2 separate regions of the Mus musculus genome follow, and region 2 is linked to region 1. The links are chromatin contacts, found by Hi-C in ENCODE. All regions are on one chromosome and are shown on one strand. Each heading gives the region's core, a stretch centred on a gene start or an enhancer-like site at or near the end of the contact. The rest is flanking DNA. Distances are from core to core; before and after follow the strand shown.

Evidence for each region. A loop is a pair of places that touch in the nucleus more often than their neighbours do.
Region 2: a loop to region 1 is called in a map of left cerebral cortex, with 4 times the contacts of the local background. The contact joins the enhancer-like site here to the promoter of Ubtd2 in region 1. A Hi-C loop is called at or near these places in 13 of 37 maps with a recorded cell type or tissue (adrenal gland, gastrocnemius, heart and 2 more).

What each region holds. Positions count from the first base shown.
Region 1 is chr11:32,452,832-32,459,748 of GRCm38, forward strand. It overlaps Ubtd2 (ubiquitin domain containing 2), which reads left to right and starts at 2,539. Exons shown (of 3, transcript NM_173784.4): 1 at 2,539-2,715. The coding sequence starts at 2,646.
Region 2 is chr11:32,494,864-32,502,385 of GRCm38, forward strand. It overlaps Ubtd2 (ubiquitin domain containing 2), which reads left to right. Exons shown (of 3, transcript NM_173784.4): 2 at 4,362-4,598. Among named protein-coding and RNA genes, the nearest start is that of Efcab9, 29 kb to the right of the region's middle. Within about 2 kb of position 4,427, at least 1 of the 3 ENCODE cell types and tissues checked has a DNase peak (open chromatin) inside an H3K27ac peak, as active enhancers do; it is left cerebral cortex, where a contact is called at or near this core.

The sequences.
Region 1 (6,917 bases), core at 1,289-3,788:
CATCAAGATTGGCCCCGACCGGCACTCACATGTACCCGCCCCACACAAAACTCAGTGGACAACCCTTAAGAAATGACATCCAAGGTTGTTTTCTAGCCTCCACAGACATTCACATACACATGAATAAACACACACACACACAGTTGGGCATAATGGTTCATGCCATTAATTCCAGCATTCAGCAGAAAAGAGGAAGGCAGATCTCTGTGAGGGTGAGGTCAAAGCTATATAGTGAGACCATCTCAAAGAAAAGGGAAAGGGAGAGTATATATAGCAATAATTTATCTACAGATAATCATATATATATATATATACATATATAATCATAGAGATATAAATGTATGAACATGTTTCTTAAGTGTTAGATTGGGCAAGCAATGAATTTAGATAGGTGAGGCTAGATATGGAGTAAACAGAGGAGTTAATACGGTGCCCCTACAGAACTTGGAGTATTACTTGTTGGCCCTGTTTTACCGGCAAGAAGAAACCTGGGCTCTACAAAAAGTTAAAGTCATACAGGGAATACAAGATGGAAGCCAGATTCCAACCCAGGAAGTTAATAGCAGATCTGGGGCTGAGTTACAGCTACATGACTCTGCTCCTGGGAACATGTGTCTCTGTTCTAAGATGCAGGCAGGATGGCGAGCAAGCACTGCTAAGAATCTTTCCACTAGATTGCTCTCTCTTGCTGGCGCCAGTGTACTGCTCAGCAGAAAGCCCTTAGCATTTGGGTGCCTACCATCTGTTTAATAGACATCGTACAAGTCTTGGTTGCTGCAATTTCTGGAGTGAAATTCAGGACAAAGCAATCTCTTTGCAAATTCTCAGACAGCCTCTCTCCTTCAGGGAAGAGATAAAGTGACTAGTATCTGACAACGTGAGCATTCAGCTGGGAAGGATCAGATAGACGGCTCTGTGACACGGCTGTTACCAAGCCCTTATGGAAAAGCAAGCTCTGAAAATCCGTAACAACATCTAACTGTATACTGCTTATTTTTTTCAGAGCTCAGGCCTACAGTGACGGTAAAGCTAATCCTTCAAGCATTAAGACAAAATAGTGGACTTCTATTTCAGAGCCATTTCTGTGTTTTCATATAAACCCAGAGCTTTGTTTGTTTAACCCAAATTTTTGCCTGCCTAGCAAATGAATACCAGGCCGCAAATTTTAATTTGGACTTTTTCTGAAAGCTAGACTCCCAGATGTGAAATAACCCCACTCAAATGGTAGGAACATTTTTAAAGCTGTTGATTGGCACTGCCAAACCTTTGCAAAAAGATTGAACCAATTTACACTCCCACCAGCAGTGCATGAGAATACATTTAAATGCAAATCCTAAGAAGCAGACTGTCTCTTTCTTAGGTATTTCACTTAAAAAAAATTTTTTTTTTAATGCTAAGCAAAAGCTGACCCAGGGTTTTATAAAAGGAAAGTCTGGCATAAAAGTGGAACAGCTTAGGCAAAAAAAAAAAAAAAAAAAAAGAAAAAAAAATGCTTTCAAAGACCCAAGCACCCAAGCAGGCCGATAAAAATGTTAAGGCGCCACAGCAAGGAGCACAACTCCAAAGGGGCCATTAACAGTTTGGCTTAGGTTGGGATGGTAACCGCCAAGAATGTTGGGCGTGGTCAATGTACCAAATTCTAGTTTATAAAATGCAGAGTATTAATATTAATACTTCACTTTGTTCTAAAGACGACTTAAGATGTCTAATGCCAGGATCTAGAGTGGTAGTATTGTCGGTAAAGCGAAGCCTGTGGGAACGATACACACACCCGTGCCCCTTCGCTCCCCGCACGGGACAACAGGCCTGCACAATCAGAGAGCACCTCTACCAAGCGGGCGCAGTGATGGCAGGGGCTGCGGACCTGGGGTAAGGGAAACCCAGACTCGGTGGCCAGCTCGCTGCTTTCCACAAATTCAAGGGGTGCAGGGACTTGCGGTCAGGCTAACCCCTCTAAGCACGCCCAGCCCGTCTACGACCCAGAGTCTCCTACGACTCCTCGGTACCCTCTCCCACCGGCCACACCAGAAGGAGCCCCACCTCGTCCTCAAGTAAGGACGAGCTGGCCACTTCGTCCTTACTTGAGTCCTCCCCCTTCTTTCCGGCCCACCTCCGCTTGCCCCCTACTCTCCCGGCCTCGGGCGCTCGTCTCCACTCGGTTCTGCTCGGTATTCTCCGCCCCCTCGGTGCATGCAGCCAATCAGAGCGCGGCCCCGCCCCTCGAGGCCGTTCCAGCGGGCCGGCCGAGTGCAAGCCGAGCCCGGCTGAGGGTGGCGCCGCGGGCGGGGGCGATGGGGCCTGGCAGCCGGGTGGCGGCGGCGGCAGTGGTGGGGCTTGCCTAGACGCGGGGGCGCGGGGAAGTGAGGGGCGAGCGGGCGCTGCGGCCCGCCCGGGATGGGCCAAGCCCGGCCTGGCGGGGCCGAGCGGGAGCCGAGGAAGGCACGCGGGCCGGGCCTGCGGGCCAGGCGGCCGGGGGGCTGAGGTAGAAGTGGGCGCGGAGGAAGGGGCTGGGCGAGGCGGTGGGAGGAGCGGCGAGGGGGCGGAGGCTGAGCGGCGAGAGAGCGGCGCCTGGCCCGAGGCGGCGACGCGGGAGCAGGCTGAGGCGGCGGCCGGGACGAGCGCCCTGAGGTGGCGGCCGCGGCCCCATGGGCGGGTGCGTGGGCGCCCAGCACGACTCTTCGGGCAGCCTCAACGAGAACTCGGACGGCACGGGAGGTAGGTGGCGCCAGGGGGCAGCCGCGGCCCCCCATTGTTCGCGGCGGCGGCCACCTGTCCCGACCCCGCGCCCCTTTGTCGTTTCTGCTCTGCGTCGGCCCCGCCACGCGCTTCGGGCCCCACGCGGGACCGCGGGCCTAGGCCTGGATTGGGGGGTACTCTAGCTGGGAGGACAACTCGGCTGCCGGATTGCGGCTCGTGGGGCCGGGGAGGGGGACAGCCGGGAGTGCCCCCGACGGGCCCCGCCGCACCCCCAGCCCTTCCCGCGTCGGCAGAGTTGGCCGGGCTCAGCTTTCCTGAGTTTCGGATGACAGCTGCCCCGGTTGGTTCCAGTTTCTGGAGCTGGGTTGGGGAAGTCTCCAAGTGGCCATGGGCAGTGTTTTATGGAGGAGGGGGGAGACGATCGGCCCGAGGAAAACGTGGCTCTCTGCTGCTGCCAGGGGCGTTAGCCCAATGTGCCGTCGGGGCGCACTCGTCAAATTCCGATGTGTCTTACGTAAAAGGAAAACGTGCAGGATAGAAAGTACCCCAGTATAAGATTAGTGCTTTGAGTAAAAGTTTTTCCAACGCGACTCGCACTTCTGGGTTACCGTAACCGTGATGAGAGGTCTCTTAATTCCATTCGTAGTCGTTGTAGAGGGATAGGAGTGGTAAGATTGACTCTGCTTTTATTGACCTTAAAAGTGCGGAGCCCATCCAGTATATAGAGTGTGTAGAAGTTCGAACCTTGTAGAAAAGAGCCACCAACCAGGGATAACATGATTTGATTCGAACCTTGTATTGGGTGCCTTCAAATCGGGTGCATATTTTAAAGTTGTTTAGTTGCATGAGAATAGGCACATCTTTTCACACCTTGAGACGACTCTTAGGCACCCAACTTTTGTACAAGACATTTCCCTTTTTACGTGATGTTTTAGCCGTTCCACTTCACTAAAATCTCTGTCACTAAATGTTGGGCAAGTTATTTGAGAACTCAGTGAAAACTGTCGTGAAAAAGTAGTCCATGGAAATGCTCCTTTGTAGTGGATTTCACGTCACAGCCTATTTACTTGGTGAGGTCCTTTTGACAACAAAGCCCAAGTGTAGAAAGGGCGTGATACCACTGGGCTGAGGGCAGATCAGTGATCAGATGGTACCAGTTAAGCATGCTAGTACTTACTAGCATTCAGTATAACTTTGACATATGTTAAAATTATAATATTCCTTTAAGATTGAGCCTTTTGGCAGTGCAACTTAGGATCCAATCACAGTATTAGCATGAGCTTTTAGAAGCATGAAATCCTAGCTTTAGATAATTTCTACCAGTAGCCTACAGTTAGATAGCTCTAATATCTGTTTCTTTCAACATTTAAGTTTTCTGGACCATAATCTGCAGTTTTTCTAAAGAGAAGTTTTAAAAGAGGGAGTACCCCGTCTTTTTCTTCTGGGGAAAGGACACGGGATAGCCCTGATGTAGCTGGCAGAAGACGGGTCTGTAGGGGATAAAAGAATTCTTTCTGGAATTTAATTTTGGAAGCCTTTGTTCTCCATTACTGTCATGAGAGGTAAGAGCTAACTGGAGCCAGCAACTCTGAAGGCTGGAGCTAGATGATCTTAAGCTCCAGGCCAGACCTGGCTGCATAGCAAAACTGTGTTACCAAAAAAACAACAAAAAGTTACTGTAATATGTGTTTCAGTTTAACATGTTAGCAGTTCTTTTTTGTTGTTGTTGTTTGAAAGGGAATGACTTTTTTCCTAAGGGTGTTAGCAAAGATCTTAGCTTTTCAAACATCAGCAGTTTTAATCTGGTTATATTGATTTTTATCAACATGGAGTATAATGCAGCCTTCAGATGTATTTCATGATGGTTAACATTCATAGTGCTATGTGAGCACCACCATTTTAGAATGACCCTAGCCTTTCCAAGTCAGCTGGCTCATAATAGATATAATCTGAAATACTTGGATATTGTATTTTCCTTTTCCTTCTGGATCCAAGTATTTTTAATGTGAGTATAAAATATCCAAAAAAAAAGTCATCTTAGGTAGATTACTTCTGTGAAAGAATTTGGAGAATTCTTACAGAACATTATAACACTATGGTGATGGCTTAATTTTCACACTAAGACTTGTGTTTGAGTTTTTTGGTTTGGTTTGGTTTGGTTTGGTTTGGTTTGGTTTTTTGAGACAGGGTTTCTCTGTATAGCCCTGGCTGTCCTGGAACTCACTTTGTAGATCAGGCTGATCTTGAACTCAGAAATCCGCCTGCCTCTGCCTCCTGAGTGCTGGGATTATAATTTTTTTTAAAGATTTATTTATTTATTGTATGTAAGTACACTGTAGCTGTCCTCAGACACTCCAGAAGAGGGCATCAGATTTCGTTATGGATGGTTGTGAGCCACCATGTGGTTGCTGGGATTTGAACTCGGGACCTTCGGAAGAGCAGTCGGCGCTCTTAACCACTGAGCCATCTTGCCAGCCCCGAGTGCTGGGATTAAAGGCGTACACCACACTGTTTGAGTTTTTTATGCTATCTAGAGTTCTTCTGGTCTACCTTATCTAGAATTCAGGTTTGGGTTTTAAGGTACATAGGCTTTTTTTGTGTGTGTGTGCCGAATTTGAAACAAGACAGGTCTTATAGATTCAAGATTAGCTAATGTACTCCCCACACTTTCATTTCCTTGAGTCTTCCATGGTTGAGGCATTTTTAAATAGCGTATTCTCTATGGTTCTCTTTTTAATAACATTGTGAAGCTGGACTTGGTACTTAAGACCTGTAGACAAGGGGTAAGGGTATGTGTGTGTTGCAAATATAAATGGAGGACAGACAGTTTTTGGTTCTCTTCTTCTACCATGTTGGTCCCAGGGATTGAACTCTGGAGCCTTTATTCTGGTCCCTTTATGATTTTTTAGAAATAAATATTTAAGGAGAGCATCAATACAATTAATTGGAAACAAGCCAGTGTGCTTATTTTTTAAGTTTATCTCTTTAGTGAGCTCTTTAGTGACACCCAAGAGAACCAGTTCTGGTATTTGCAGGTTCCTAGGTTCTCAGGAAGCTAGGCAAGTGCTGGACATGTGTTGCCTTAATCACTACTTCAGGATGTCTTTGCATCGTTATGGAGTTCTTTCAGATACCCATTTATAGCAGCCTTACAGACACCTACTCAGTGAGTAACAGTGTCTTTGGAATTATAAAATCTACTGTATTTATCTGGTATTTATTATGTAACGAGTCCTGTGCTAAGGGGTTAATAGATGCATTGAGTCTACAATTCTTTGAGATGAATATCAGTCAACCTATATTGTAGGTGAAGATTGAAGCCTGAAGAAACTAAATAATGTCCTCCATGTCATATAGAATGCTTAGAATGGCAGTGAGAGTTTTTTATTCAGGACTGAAATTAAAAAAGCTTTCCTCCTTTTCTTGTTTTATTTAAGAAACTACCATAAAATGTGGTATTAACCTTTTTTGTTGTTTGTTTTTGTTACTGTTATTAAAGACAAGGTCTGTCTGTGTAGCCCTGGCTCTCCTGACTCTGTAAACCAGGCTGGCCTCAAACTCAGAGATCCGCCTGCCTCTGCCTCCTGGGTGCTAGATGCAGTGTGCCACCACATGTTGATAACTATTTTGAATGCAGTTCAATGTTCTATAACTGTCATCACCATCCACATCCACATTTCTTTTCTTCAGAGGCTATGTCTCTCTCTTCTCAGTCTCTTAATGCACCTTTTTTTTTTTTAAATGATGTTTACCTGTTCAGAATGTTTCATATAAATGGAATCTCATAGTAGTCTTTCCTTTGTGGTTTATTTCACCTAACATAATCTTTCTGGGCTCATCTAATAGCAGGTGTCAGTATTTAATCTTTTTATGATTGAATAATATCCTGTTGTAAGTGTGTATACATTTCTCTTACCTAGCTGCCTCTTGCTTTATATTTGAGTTGTTTCTACATTTTGGTGCAAATAATAAATTTGTGAGCTTCAGTTGCATAAACATATATTTTCATTTCTTTTAAAAAAAAATACCTAGAAGTAGAACTGTTGGGGAATTATGACGATTCTACTTATCTTTTTGAGGACCTGCCAGACTTTTTTATAGAGCCCATACTTGTCTTACATTCCTACCTGAAATCTCTCTGCAATTTCTCTCCCTCCTCACCAGCACTTGTTATTTTCCATTTTTCAGGACATCGCAACTCTAGAGGTTTTGAAATGCCA
Region 2 (7,522 bases), core at 3,177-5,676, 44 kb after region 1:
ATAATATATGTTCTACATTCAGGTGATACATATATGCATGTTTATGGTTCAGAAACCTAGAGGGAAATAAGACAAACCTATTTCTTGTTTTCAGGGAGCCTTATTCTGATTTATATCTGCAGAGGAAATACCATGGAACTTTTGACAATATAAGTTTAAAATACATTCATTCAGAATGATGGTTATATTAACTAGTATAAATGCAGCTTTTTGCACAGGCACGTTTGTGTGTGTGTGCGCGCATGCAATACTGTTTTGGGGCTTAGAAAAAATAAAAGTCATAGAAATAAGGCCACCTCATAGGTAAGGAAAGTATTCCACGTGTAAATATTGGTTTTATTTATTTTTCTATTGGCTTTCTGTATGTGAGAGGTTACTTTTTTGGTTTTTGGTTGGTTAGTTTTTGGTTTTTCAAGACAGGGTTTCTCTGTGTAGCCCTGGCTGTCCTAGAACTGGCTCTGTAGACCAGGGTGGCCTTAAACTCAGAGATTCACTTGCCTCTGTCTCCCAAGTGCTGGGATTAAAGATGTGAACTACCATACCCCACACCCAGCTAGAGCTTCCTTTTGAGATGGAGTCTTGCTGCATTGCTTAAGCTAAGCAAATTTGCTATGCTCCTGTCTCAGTGATACATATATCCCGTGTGTGGGTGCCACCATACCCAGTTTGAGCTCTTTTTTTTTTTTTTTGAGTTGCTTATATTAGGTAGTGAGATTGTAGAGCTTTTGTTGAATCTCTCACAGTGACACGAGAAACTACAGTAAGTGACATGTTTAGAATATTTAAAATATGTGAAAGACTTGAACTGCTCAGGTCCACCTGATGCATTATCCAAGTAGATGCCACACTGAGTCTGCTTCCTTGAGGAGAGAGGAGAGGAGAGGAGGGGAGGGGAGGGGAGGGGAGGGGGAGAAGAGAGAGGAGGGGAGAGGAGAGAGGGAGAAGAGAGAGGAAAGGGGAGGGGAGGGGGAGGAGAGAGGACAGGGAGGGAGAGGAGAGAGGGGAGGGGAGGAGAGGAGGAGAGGGAGGGGAGAGGAGAGGAGAAAGGAGAGGGGAAGAGAGAAGAGAGGAGGGGAGGGGAGGGGAGAGGAGGGAGGAGGGGAGAGGGGAGGGGAGAGGGAGAAGAGAGAGGAAGGAGGAGGGGAGAGGGGAGGGGAGAGGGGGGGGGAGAGGAGAGGGAGCCCTGCTTTTCACGTCCTGCTCAGTAAACTGAGTGTTTAGCATATATGCTCATGTAGAGGATAACACAGCAGAAAATGAAATTTACATGTACATTTTGCTGTGGTAGAACTGGTGGGTAGATTGTGGTTATTGGACATAGTTTGGACACCTTTTTGAGTGGTGCTTTAGCTTTACTTTGCAGTATTATTTGCCAAATGTAGAGGAAAGCCATTAGTACAGATTGAATTGTTCACATTGGAATTAACTCTCATAGGTTAATTACATAAGGAGACTTGGATTTTTGTTTCCAGCTATGCTACTAAATGGATAGGGTTTCTACTCTGTTATACCCATCCTTTTAGACTTGCCTGCTTTGCATTACAAGTTAGAAGGCCAAAACATCATCATGTGGCAATGATAAAGATTTTGTGGGAGAGACTAGAGAGACCAGTTATGTTTGGCCTTGAGAGCAATGGTCAGACTTAGTAAGAAAAATTTATTTCAATTCAGGTGTCAAACCAAATATACTTTACCATATTAGTTAGCCCTGTCATATAGGAATATAGCCTGGGAAGGGGTGAGATTTCCCAGGGGCTAGAGTCATTTTATTTGTATTAGGCATAGTCCAGGCCAGTAAGGGCATCATTAACTTTATGCATACTTTAGAACCATTTTAGATTTTTTAAAATAGATATTCTTTGTTCAATTAAACATGGAACAGTGAGTTTTGATGCATACTTCTCTGCTTCCCACCTTCGCTGTCATTTGTTACCCACCTACTCTTCCCTCACAGTTTTTATCCTTTCATCAGGGTTTAATTTTCTTTTTACTTATGTCTATTAAGCTTTCTTATGCCTGACACTGTATAAACTACAGGCCCATAGGCAGGAATGGCTATAAGTCAGTATGACCCATACAAAACAGATCAGTGATCATGTAGGCTACGAAAGTGTCTGGGTACAGGGGTTGCCGGAGACTTGTTCTAACACGTTGCTGTGTATCATTTTCTAAGGAGACCTGTGCCAAAGGGAGTGACCTCTCCCTTTTTCCTCTTCTTGGATTGGCACTAAAATACCGCATTGCTGTTCTTTCAAATTCTTCATCTATTCCAGTACAGAACTTTCTTCTTTTTTATTTTTTGTTTTTTCAAGACAGTTTCTCTGTGTAGCCCTGGCTGTCCTGGAACTCAGAGATCCACCACCTCTGCCTTACCTGTTTGATTCCTGTGAGGGGGGAGGGGAGGGGAGGGGAGGGGAGGGGAGAGAGACAGAGAGAGAGAGAGAGAGAGAGAGAGAGAGAGAGAGAGAGAGAGAGAGAGAGAGAGAGAAGAATGTCATCCCTTTGTACCAGCTCTTTACAAAGTTGCTCTTGTTTGAGTTTCAGAGGATGATATTCTGAGCTCTCTGAGCTGGAAGAAGCTTTCCTCTAGTAGTTATTTTCCTGAATTTGGTGGTCTGGTTTGTTTCCCTTGAACACTGAAAAGTAGCTTTTTGCCTTTTTAGATTTGCTCAGTTCAAATTTCTTGGCTCTATATGTCCAAAGATCCTAATATTCAAACTATTTCACACCATTTACTCTACGTGTGTCTCTGTTACTGCATCTGCCACTCGTATTTTGACCTTGTTAATTTGATGAAATACTTACTCTTTTTGGCTGCTGGCATATGTGCATGTGTGTGTGTGCGCGCATGTTTTAATGAACAAAAAAGAACTTTTGTCTGGAAAATCCCCATATTTTCCTGGGGTTGTTCATAATTACCCATTGTACACACCTTTTACCAGAGTTGTACATTTGTTATAGTTACTTTGTTGTTGTTGCTGTGGGTTTTTTGTTTGTTTGTTTTTTTCTGAGACAGGGTTTCTCCCTGTAGCCCTGGCTGTCTTGGAACTCACTTTGTAGACCAGGCTGGCCTCAAACTCAGAAATCCGCTTGCCTCTGCCTCCCAAGTGCTGGGATTAAAGGCATGCGGCGTTGTTTGTTTTGTTTTTGTTTTTTGTTTGTTTGTTTTTGAGACAGGATCTCTCTTTGTAGGCCTTGATATCCTGGAACACTGCTGTGTAGACCAGGCTGGCCATGAACTCAAAGATTCAACTGCTTGTGTGTATGCTTGTTTATGAGGCGGGGTTAATATGTGTGCTTGAGACCAGAGGTCAGCCTCAGGAGCCATCATCTTGTTTGTTATCATAGGTCCCTCATTAGTTTGGAACTCAGCAAATAGAAGAGGCTTGGTGGCAGTGAACTCCAAGGACTTACTTGCTTGTCTCTACCTCCGAAGATCTGTCTGGGATTACAAATGTGCCACCCACAGCCAGACTTTTATTTTATGTGGGTCATACATGGGGATTAAATTTGGGTCCTCATGCTTGCAGTGCAAGCACTTCACCAACTAAGCTATGTTCCCAACCCACAGTTTAATTCTGTGTGTGTTACTTTCTACTTTATTTATTTATTTATTTATTTATTTGTTTATTTATTTATAATACGGGTTCTCTCACTAAATGTGAAGTTTGCTTCTTTGTCCAGACTGGCTGGCCAGTGAGCTCCAGAAATCTGCCCGTCTCTGTCTCCTGCTGGTAACCCAGGCATTTTACTGACTAAGCCATCTCCCTAGTTTCCTGTGATTGATTGATTGATTGATTGGTTGGTTATTAATTAATTAATTAGTTTTGGGGTTTTCGAGGTAGAGTTTCTCTATGTAACTCTTGGCTATCCTCAGACTCAGAGATCCACTTGCCTGCCTCCTGAGTGCTGGGATTAAAGGTATACACCATCACCACCCAGCCCATAATTATTTTTAATCATCCTTTGGAAATATGATTGGAAAAGAGCTATTGATTTACTGAAAATTATGCATCCTGGTGCAGTGGCTCATGCCTATAATCCTAGCACTTGGGAGACTAAAACAGAAGGATTGCGAGGAGTTGGAAGCCAGCCAGGACTACAGTGTGAAACCCTGTCTCAAGGAAGGAAAAAAAGAAGCAGAAAAGAAACTTTTGCAGCTAGCTATCTCCATTTTCTCTAGATTAGTAAATAGAATTTTAGCCAGAAATCAGCAAAAAAGGCAAACCTCTAGCTGTAATTATGGTAAAAGAATCTGAAATAGGAATATGGCCATGTAACCTTTTTTTTTTCTTTTAACAAAGAATAGGGAGTGTGTGTGTGTGTGTGTGAATATTGATGTTAGTATTTTCTCTTTTTAGTTGCTCTAGGTCGTAACCAGCCTTTGAAAAAGGAGAAACCAAAATGGAAAAGTGACTATCCCATGACAGATGGACAACTGCGCAGCAAGAGGGATGAATTCTGGGACACTGCACCAGCTTTTGAAGGCCGGAAAGAGATCTGGGATGCCTTGAAGGCCGCTGCACATGCTTTTGAAAGCAATGATCATGAACTGGCACAGGCAATCATTGACGGTGCAAACATAACACTACCACACGGTAGGTTTGGTGTCCTGATGACAAAGGGGCATAGCAGAGGACCACCTGGAGAGAGACTTTTTTTTTTTTTAATACATTACTCAATTTTTTAAAAATTTATTTATTTTTATTTTGTGTACATTTGTAATTTGACTACATGTATGTCTATGTGAGGGTGTCGGATCCCCTGGGACAGGAGTTAAAGACAGTTGAGAGCTGCCATGTGTGTGCTGGGACTTCAACTCAGGTCCTCTGGTAGAGCAGCCAGTGCTCTTAACCACTGAACCATCTCTCCAGCACCCTCATTTTTTATTGTAGTTAAAATAAATATATAGCTTTTCTCTCTTTTTTATTTATTTATTTTTATTTTTTTGGTGGTTTTTCGAGACAGGGTTTCTCTGTATAGCCCTGGCTGTCCTGGAACTCACTTTGTAGACCAGGCTGGCCTCGAACTCAGAAATCCACCTGCCTCTGCCTCCCGAGTGCTGGGATTAAAGCCGTGCATCACCACGACCAGCTTCTTTTTAGCTGGTTGTAGTTTGTGTCTTGGTTCATTTTTATGTTTCTTAATCTCAGAAAAGAGAACATTTGCTAAATGGGTATTTTCTACTTTCTATGTGACTTAGTTCTCTCTAGAGACAAGCCCCCAGTCTGCTTCCCTCTTGCAGTGTACATCCCCACCTGGTGGTAGCTGCTGCTGCCACCACTGCCTTAACTACTTTCCTGTCAGAGTTGAAGTTCATTTTTGAAGATTAATATTTGGGGTGGGGAGCATACAGAAGAGATGGCTCAGTGTTTGCTGCTCTAGTAGGGGATCTGGGTTCAGTTCCCCTCGGTGGCTCGAAAGTGTCTGACTCCAGGTCCAGGGAAATCTGATTCCCTCTCTGGCTTCTGCAGGCACTGCGTTATGTGGCACACACACACATATATATATATATACACAGACATGTATACACATACATTCACACACATTGCATACATATAAACATACATACAGGGTTATTTATATATGCTAGGCAAACATATATAAAAATAAAATCTCTTCTTTTAAATGTGCTTTTATTTTCTATGTATGGTTATTTTTGTCATTTGGATGCTGGGAAACAGACCCATGTCCTGGAAGAACAGCAACTCTTATCTGCCATCTTTTCACCCCCAACTTCAAAGTTTTTAAAGATTGTTTTCCTTGACTATAGTCTGAGCCATACAAGAAATCTTTCTTGCTTTAGAAGTGTGACTAAGAATCATAATGTATATGTATCTAGGGACACATAGATGCTAGATATGTGCACATACTCTATTATGGTCTCATTGATTCAAAACATTAAATGTTTGGTGTTATGCTGAGATTTAGGTGTTAGTTTTATATATGTACTCTTTGTTCTTTTGATTTATGTATTTGTGTTTTTCTCTTTAGCTTTTCAAGTTAATAGCTTTCTGGGTTGTTTCTTCAGACTTATGTAAGGGACAAACACCTACAGGTACCGTTGTCCTTTGTTCATTATTATGCCACCATTGTTTTTCCCAAGGTCTTTTTTATTTTATTTGTAGAGGGGCAGTGCTTTAGTAATTTAATCATCTGCAGAATGTTCTTTGACTCTTTGTCCAATACAGGATGTTTTACTCATAAGCCTTGCCAAATTTCCAAATCCCCATTATAGTCTAATTAGTTGTGCTTCTAAGAAGCATTCCTTGTTTTATGACTGTCTGTTATTTATTATGAGAACTCTTTAGCACAGGCTTATATCCCCAACATTTATTGAATTTGAATTATTTGAGCGCCATTTCAGGATGCCCATTTAGTTTCAGTTTTCAGGTTAGTGCTTAAATCCTTTACCTCCTCCATGCTTGTAGAGGAGGAGATGGTCACATGGTTTCCATCTGCCCCTTCAGCTACCCCATTAGAGAATACAGGTTCTTCTTTTTGTATTACTCAGTTCTTTCTGATGCGTACATCCCTTTTCCCAAACTGAATCTATTGTGGTTGTTTTAATCTAGAATCCTGGATCTCTGAATTCCTCATTTTATATGTAATATAGTTATCTGTAGCTAATTATGGTCTCCAAATTGTGGCTTAATTTAAAAGCTCATGGGAACAGAGATCAACCAGATGGCTCCGCAGTGTTTACCATCAAGTCTGATGACATGTGAGGTATATATATATATATAATTTTTTTTAAATGTATGTGAGTACACTGTAGCTATCTTTAGACACACCAGAAGAGGGCATTGGATCCCATTACAGATGGTTGTAAGCCACCATGTGGTTGCTGGGAATTGAACTCAGTACCTCTGAAAGAGGAGATGGTGCTCTTAACCTGATGAGCCATCTCTCCAGCCCAACATGTGAGTTTAATCCCAGGAACCAGCACAGTAGAAGGAAAGAGAACCAACTCCCTCAAGTTGCCCTATGATGTCCATATGTGCACTATAGCATACACACATACACACAATAATTACATTAAATAAATGTAACAAGTGTGTTTTAAAATGCTTTTAAGTTTATAAAGACAAAGTATCTGTTTCATGTATAGACACACTGTATATCCTATTAAGTATAGACTCAAATCTCTATTAAATATTTAAGTCTGATTTCTGCTCCATCTACATGAACTGTCAAGAAAAATAATGTTGCTGAGCCAGGTATAGTAATGCATGCCTTTAATCTCAGCACTCAGGAGGCAGAGATAGGTGGATCTCTTTGAGTTCAAAGCCAGCTTGGTTGGTCTACTTAGCTAGTCTAGTAGAGCAAGGCCTGCATAAACAAACCCTGTCTCAATATCCCAAAACAATGACAATGATGATTTTTCCTGGCAGTCCCATCAACCAGCATGTCATGTCTTTAATCTTAGCACTTGGGAGGCAGAAGTGAATGGACCTGAGTTTGAGGCCAGCCTGGTCTACAGAGCAAGTTCCAGAATAGCCAGGGCTACACAGAGAAACCT